Regions from separate parts of the Homo sapiens genome. Here all the other regions are linked to region 3. Evidence: chromatin loops called from intact Hi-C (ENCODE). Cell type or tissue: ovary. All regions are shown on one strand.

The links. Hi-C counts contacts between places; a loop is a spot of excess contacts. Peaks named below come from ENCODE experiments on the same cell type or tissue, not always from the same donor. Only the 100,000 strongest peaks of a DNase experiment are listed, where the experiment ranks them.
Region 1: it touches region 3 in a loop (2.2-fold over the local background); 24 of 110 quality-filtered maps call a loop at or near these places.
Region 2: it touches region 3 in a loop (2.1-fold over the local background); 8 of 110 quality-filtered maps call a loop at or near these places.

Annotation. Positions count from the first base shown.
Region 1 is chr12:2,162,057-2,164,556 of GRCh38, forward strand. All of the region lies in intron 3 of CACNA1C (calcium voltage-gated channel subunit alpha1 C), which reads left to right. LOC107984131 (a long non-coding RNA gene) reads left to right here. Exons shown (of 2, transcript XR_001749435.2): 2 at 1-2,500. Among named protein-coding and RNA genes, the nearest start is that of CACNA1C-AS4, 60 kb to the right of the region's middle. In ovary, a CTCF peak has its summit at 1,463 (motif pointing left); DNase peaks (open chromatin) are centred at 1,295 and 1,705; H3K27ac peaks cover 2,370 bases.
Region 2 is chr12:2,179,238-2,181,737 of GRCh38, forward strand. All of the region lies in intron 3 of CACNA1C (calcium voltage-gated channel subunit alpha1 C), which reads left to right. Among named protein-coding and RNA genes, the nearest start is that of CACNA1C-AS4, 43 kb to the right of the region's middle. In ovary, no CTCF peak of the experiment used is centred here; a DNase peak (open chromatin) is centred at 1,170; H3K27ac peaks cover 1,226 bases.
Region 3 is chr12:2,051,841-2,054,340 of GRCh38, forward strand. It overlaps CACNA1C (calcium voltage-gated channel subunit alpha1 C), which reads left to right and starts at 1,147. Exons shown (of 47, transcript NM_000719.7): 1 at 1,147-1,771. The coding sequence starts at 1,723. In ovary, a CTCF peak has its summit at 1,262; a DNase peak (open chromatin) is centred at 1,159; H3K4me3 peaks cover 2,367 bases; H3K27ac peaks cover 685 bases.

The DNA.
Region 1 (2,500 bases), 110 kb after region 3:
ATCTGTAGGAATGGGGATAAAAATGCAGGTTTGCTATGAGTGTTAGGGGTTCAGGGTTTAGTTTTGGGCCTAACTGCTCCTGTCTACCTGTCTACCCTTCCAGGGCCTCTCAGGACACACCTTACTCCCAAAGCACAATATCCAAATGGCAAAGAGGTTGTCCCTTTCTTAATGAGCTCCACAAGCACCTGACCACCACCCCCTCCCATTCGAGGCCTCCCTGTCCCCTCCCGCTGAACCTAAACCGCTCTGAGGAGCAGCTCTCCAGCCATCAGTCCTGCTTGGATGAGGATGCTGATTTTGTGTCTAGGGAAACAAGTCTGCCCCGTTTGCCTTCCACATGGAGGCTGAGGGTACAAGAGAAAGTTGGGGGAAATAGCAAGCAAAGTTCAGAGGGCAGTGGTCCATTTTTTCTTATCAGCCACAAAACAAAAAATAAATAAAAGAAGGAGGAGGCCGTGTCTTTGAGGCACAGTAAGCCTGCCCACTGAATGTCCCTGAGAGTAACTAGTTATAATAGCTACTCCTTCTACAGGGAGACCTAGAGACGGGGCAGAGAGAGGAAAGGACGTGCCCCCGTGAATAGCAGAGGGGTGAACAGTAGGCCTGGGGGAGAAATTGCCTTCCTGACAAGAAGAGTTGGAGATGATGAATACAAAACCCCTGGGACACTGCCTGGCCCATAGTGATGTTACCATCAGTAGTGGCTTTGCCGTTTCCAGATTGACATCCATGCCCTAAACAGAGAACTTTGCTGAGATGAAATTTCCTTGTTGGTATACTTTTGTGAACCACTCCATTGAGAACCAGCACAAAGCCATTGCCTTCTTGAACGTCTTCATTAAAACTAGAATAATCTCTGCCCCTCATTTGCCCATGCACATGGAAAACCCACGGATATGCCTTCCCTGATGGAAAATATGACCACTGACTGGAGTTCGAGACCAGCCTGACCAATATGGAGAAACCCCATCTCTACTAAAAATACAAAATTAGCCAGGCGTGGTGGTGCATGCTTGTAATTCCAGCTACTTGGGAGGCTGAGGCAGGAGAATCACTTGAACCCAGGAGGCAGGGGCTACCGTGAGCCGAGCCGAGATCACGCCATTGCACTCTAGTCTGGGCAACAAGAGTGAAATTCCATCTCAAAAAAAAAAAAAAAAAAGTGACCACTGAAATGTGTATAATGCTTTAAAATTGACAGTGCATTTTCTCATCCATCATTTGAGCCTCACAACAGCCTTGTGACGTAGGCAGTATTCGTATTCTCACTTCAAAGATAAGGAAGCGGATGCTGGAATGGCTTGGGCACCAGGCCAGGTTCATACAGTAAGTAAATGGCCAAGGCAGGGTGTAATCTTTGGACTCCACACCCAGCGCTCCTTTTTTTTTTCTGTCATCTGTGATGCTTCTTCCACCCTGCTATTGATAGCCTAGGAACAAGATGTGTGACTTTTCTTACCACCCCCTGGTGGGTACATCCTGGGTACACTTTTCTGTTTTCTAGTGGGGGTAAGGAAAATGGCTTTCAGTGGTGAAGGTTCACAGAAAGAATGGGATCCAGAAGCGTCTTCCAGCATGGTCCAGGTGCCAGAAGACTTTGGCAGGCGAGTTGACCATGGCTGAGTCAGGCCCTCCTCCCCCGCTCCCTGGATTTTGGATCGATTTTGCAGCGGCTCTGGCGGCTGCATGTGTTTCCCTTGGCCTCTGAGGCATTCCAGTGATGATGATGGCTCGGCGGGGTCACGGCCCTGTACAAAGCAAGGGCTATTTGTGGCTGATCTAAAACATAACTGGAGCCACCTGCATCCGAGGCTGGCTTCTCGGGCTCTGGGTCCCATAACCCAGCTGGAGTAAAAAGTTCACGTTCCCGTGTGGAGTAGATACCAAAAGTGACGTCTCTTTCTTTCTTTAGGTTTGGCTGCGTAATTGGAAAACCAAGCTGCCCGCCACCTTGCCGTGGCTTCTTCTATCCCTAGGGCCTGGAGTGGGCTTCCTCCCTCCCCTCCTCTATCTAAACCCTCCTTGCTGCAAGACCCTGCTCCTTTCACGGAGTCTCCATTCCCAGAATGTATGTGACCTCATTGTTTGTCATCCATGTTGGGGCTTTTAAGAATATCCCCTTGCACCATTTTATGACTGCTTCATGGACAATAATCCTGACTGTGTTCTTTGGGGCCAGACACTGGGTCTGCTTTCCTTCCTCTCTCACAGTGCCTGGCTGTGCTGGGTACACATGAAGGCTGACGGTTCACTGAATGAGGCATTGTGGAGGGCGTAGAAAACATGGAGACCTGGGAACCCAGAGACCAGGTTTTGTTGCCAGGGCAAATCCCTTTGCCTCTCTGGGTTGCTCAGTCCATATCTGTAAAATGAGAGTTGAACTGGATGATCTTTAAGGTCCATTTCAAATTCAAAGTTCTGGAACTAATTGTAGACTAAGCCGAAGAGATGCTCATTGCCTTTACCTGTCTCTCTCTGCTCCCCATATTGCAGCCTG
Region 2 (2,500 bases), 130 kb after region 3:
ATGGCTGTGGCAGGCATCCTGCCAGGTGGAGCTGGGAGTTCAGCACAGAAGTAAGTCGGGGAGGAGGTATGCATTGCCACAGACTTAGGAAGTGTTCCCTGGACCTGCTGATGATAGGTTGGTCTTAGCCATGTTCCTGAACAAGTAAGTTGTCTAATGAAAGGAAAACATACCAACCTGTTAGTGGAGTTAGCACCCTAGACCCATAGACTCTAAGGTTGGAAGGACTTTTGAAGTCATCTAGCCCCTTGCCCCACTCGATGCGTGATTAATACGCACCACAGAAACTCCGGGCTCTGAATACTGAACATTGACCCAGACCCCTATTGCGTTAGAAAATATTATTGCAATTAGTGGAATGCTGCTAGAATATTGGCTCCAGACCTGAGTCTCAAAGTTGGAAGAGATTTAGAAAGAAGGATGTCCAGAGGAAGGAACAGACATGAGTGAAGTTGGAAAATGGAGACTGGCAAAGAGTAGCTCGAAAAAGAACAAAGTTTCCTAATAATGACCACAAATGAGTATTTGGCTGTTCAATGGATATATGCTTGCTCCACGCTCATTGGATGCTAGCCTGCTCTCAGGAAGAGCTCTTGCCTTCCTGCCTCCAAACCACTGTACACACCGTTGCTAGATTGATCTCCCAAGAATCAGCTTCTACCATGCTCTTTCTCTGCTTCAAATGAAATTTTGATCATTTCTCTTCATCTGACAGGTGAAAATCAAAATTTTCTGAGCTTGGTCCTCAAGGCCCTTCCTTCTCCACTCATCCTTTGGCCAGGCAGGCCCTCCAACTGCCTCCTGAGCAGCCTCACTCAGGTCTTTGCTCATACTTGCTAGAATGGAGAGCACGTCTTCTCGTTCCCTGTAACCCCAACAGTGTCTGTTGTAAGGTTGAGCACACGGTAGATGGATGGATGAAGCCTTCATTCTGAGTAAACACGCATGCAAGTATAAACACATACCTACACACAGAAACACCACACACTCTTAAGTGTAGATGAAGAGAAAGAACCCTTTCTTTCTTCCCTGGTGTCTGGCAAAGGCCAAAGGGGTGGTGGGGAAAGCATTAGGATACAGAGGCTCTGGTTCTTGTTCCTCCCTGGAACTGGCTTCTGCTAGGAAGCCCAGCAGGGCCTGAGTGCTGGCAAGCCTGGCATGGAGCCCTCCTGCTTTGGAGGAAGCGAAATGTCCCAGCAGGATGAGTCAGTGGGAGAATGGAACCAGAAAGTGAGTCATTTTGGGAGCAGAGGCTAAAGGATCTTCTCTGCTCAAAGATATTTTAGGTCTTGGTAGGTTTTCCCCACTTCTCTTGTTTAGATATAAGTTTGGGGCATGTGACTACAGTGGCTCAGTTCCCAGATGTAATGCTGAGAGACTGTCCAGTGCGCTGCGTTCTAGAACATTTTTGCTGATAGGGAGGCCGTAAAGTGAGGGGCTGGTTTTGGAGCCAGGCAGATTGGGTTCTAATCACAGCGTGTCCCAGAATCAGCTGGGGACCTAGAGTGAGTTGTTTAATCTCTTAAAGTATAGTTTTTATCATTTTCAAAATGAGGGTTGTTGGAAATGTCAAATGGTTGTTCAGCAAGTGTTTGTTGAGTCCCTAGTGTGTGTCTGGCACAGAGCTGAGTGCAGAGTATGGGGTGCTGAATACTGCAGCCACGCATCCTGCCCTCTGGGGACGGGTGCAGCTTGGGATTGTGTTATATTTGTAGCAGTTCTGATGACAACAAGAATAAAATAAAACACCTGGATTTGTTTCATGAACATAACCCTCAAATCTGCACTCCCCTATTACGTGTTTGGGCAACTGAGTTTTGGAACCTACATATCAGACTCAAATGTTTTCTTCTGGGGGGTTACAGTCTGGGGAAGACCCCTGTGTAAAGCATGTAGCATAGTGCCTGTGGACAGGAGAGCCCAGTCCGTGACGGCGGTAACAATGATCATTACTACCTCTGTTATTTCCTGTAGCCAACTGACATCTTTGCACCTCTGTTTCCTCATCCAGAAAATGTTCAGCTGAATTGCAGTCCTTTCACAGAGGCAGTTCCTGAGTCTCTAGTCTTGGGGCTCATGCTTGAAGTTATTTAGAGAATCTCTAAGATACAAGTGGAGAGACAGCTGGAAGGGGCAGCACCCAGGCCTTCAGTGTGGGGACAGAGTTAAGATCAACATGATCACAGCAGACTGACACGGCGAGCTGAAACAAACAGGAAAACATTTGAGCCTGATGTTAGGTTCCAAAACTCAGTTGCTGAAAGGCGTAATAGGGGAGCGCAGATTTGAGGGTCATGCCCATGAAAACAAATCCAGGTGTTTTATTTTATTCTTGTTGCCATCAGAACTGCTACAAATATGACACAATTCCATGCTGCACCCACAGAATAGTGAGTAGTGTGTAGGCCAGGGCAAGAAAAAGAAGAGCAATAATATTCTAGTTATTGTAGGCCAGGGGACCCACATCCACGATATCGTTTTTTTACAGCTCATTACTGAA
Region 3 (2,500 bases):
GTAGTCTGGAATTCAGGAGAGAGGTCTGGGCTGGAGATAGACATTTGATATAGACAGCTGCTGAAAGCCACGGGAATGGTTAGGGTCACCCAGGGAATGAGGGTGGATGTGGAGGCGAGGAGGTCTTATGTGGAGGCAGGTAGAGGTTTTCCCCAAGAGGGAGTTGTAGGCCCCCCTGAAAGGGATCACGAAGCCCCACTGGAGGGGAGCCCGGTCCTGCAGGGGGTGCCGTGGAACTTGCTGTGGTTGCAGGGAGTGATGGAGGGAAGTGTTTGCTTCTCCGGGAAGGAGAGGTGCTGGATAGATTCCTGCCGGAGTTGCAGAAATAATTAAGAGAAGTAGGTAAGGATATCCTAGTAGAACACGTGCTCGGCTGCCTCCAAGGAATTATTAAACCTGGGTCTAGGAATCTGTTCAGACATCTGGGCACCGCTGCCTCGCCTACCAGGCTCCGCCTCGCTGCCCCTCCCGCTTCCCCTCCCCTCCTCTATCTGTCACTTCTACAACCGCTCTGATTATAATTGATCAAACAGAATCACGGAATCACGGCTCATCTTGCCGTTTTGTTCAGTGGCCCGATCCGAAACGAGACTCTGGTAGTCGGGCAAATTGTATTCCTCCTCCTTGGAATTCCGCTCACAGAGGCCTTCCCGGCGTGGCCGGCCCAGCAGGGACGCGCCGCCGCAGCGGAGGAGAGAACGCGGGCGGGGGGCTGCAGGCCGGCGCGGGGGGCGCGACGCCGCCGGCGGGGCGCGAGGGGGTGTGTCCGCGCCGCGGCCACCGCGGCCACCGCGGCTGGCGCCCGGGTGCGCCGCGCGCCCCGGCCTCCCCGGGGGCTCCTCACGCCGCCCCTCGCCCGCCGGCGGCCGGGGCCCGCTCCCTTTGACGTCATGCGGGCGGAGGGCTCGCTCGGGCGGCGCTGCCGCGGGCGCCGGGAGGGGGCCCGACTTCGGGCTCCAGTCCGCCGCCGTGCGCCCCGCGCCGTGCGCCCGGCTCCCTGCGCGCCGCCGCAGCCACATCTGGAAGCGTTCAGCGCGTCTGCCTCCGGCGCGCCGGGCGGGCGGGCGGGCGGCGCGGGCAGGGGCGGGCGCGGGCGCGGCGGGGCTGGGCCGGGGGGAGTGAGCGCGGCGCTCTCGCGCGCCCGGTGTCTCCCTCTCGCTGCCTCTGCAGAAACAGCTCCTGCCAGAGCGGCGCTCGGCGCGGCGCGGCGGGCCCGGAGCGGCGGCGGCGGCTCTTCCTGCCTCCGCGCCCAGGAGTTGCCGGCTCCCTTTGACAGCAGAGAGCCGGGCAGGGGCCTCAGGAGGACTCGCTGGGAGTGGGCAGAGGCGCCTCGGCCCCTGCCGGCCCAGGCGGGCCCCGCGCGCCCCCCGCCCCTCCTCTCCGCCTCTTCTCGCCCTGCCTCTCCCGATTTATTTTTTCAAATGGTGTAGCCGCCGGAGGTGCGGTGCTCAGTTCTTGGAAGGGGCCCGGATGTACTGAGGATGCGTTACAGTTTCACTCGAGGAGGCAGTAGTGGAAAGGAGCAGTTTTTGGGGTTTGATGCCATAATGGGAATCAGGTAATCGTCGGCGGGGAAGAAGAAACGCTGCAGACCACGGCTTCCTCGAATCTTGCGCGAAAGCCGCCGGCCTCGGAGGAGGGATTAATCCAGACCCGCCGGGGGGTGTTTTCACATTTCTTCCTCTTCGTGGCTGCTCCTCCTATTAAAACCATTTTTGGTCCATGGTCAATGAGAATACGAGGATGTACATTCCAGAGGAAAACCACCAAGGTAAGGCTGGACCCCGCCGCCTCGCCGGGGCTCCCTGCCTTTTCCACCGGGTTCCTGCCCTACCCGCGCTCCCCGCGGCCCCGGGGCCGGTCCCTGCGGAGTGGCCCGGGGCCGCGTCCGCGAGGGGCGCCTCCGCCTCGTCGGAGCGCCCGGGAGCCCGGCGGGACCGGGGCCCGAACCGCCGCGCGAGACGGAGCGGAAAATTCCCGCCCCTCCCCCTCCGGGCCCCAGCTTCTCCAGAGCATGTGTTTCCTGTGAAATTCCAGGCGAGGGGGGAAAAGTTCCCCAAGTGGCTGCCGCCGCCTCGCTTTCTCGCGTCCGCCTGGAGAGCCCGGCTGCCTGGCCAGCCGCGCGGGGGGCAGAGGGCGCCGGCGCCGCGGAGCCCAGAGGCCCGGGGTCCCTCGCCCGGCTCGGGGCGCGGCTGGGAGCGCGCGCGCGCGCACCCTGCGCCGGCAGAGCCCGGCGCCCACGGCCGCCCCTGGGGCGCCCTCGCGCTGCCCGGCGTCCACTCTCGTCCAGGCGCCCCTGCCCTGGGCGGCGCGCTCCAGGTGGCGGGTGGGGGCGGCGGTGCAGATGTGAAGCCCAGCGCGCCCCTCTGGTTCCCCCTCTGTAGGTCCCCTTCTTCCTCTCTCCCTCCCTCCTCCGCCGCTCACCTACACCCACCCACCTCTCCACTGCTGTTGACCCCGAGCGCGCCCACGCCGCGTGTGTTCTCATTCGCACCCACAT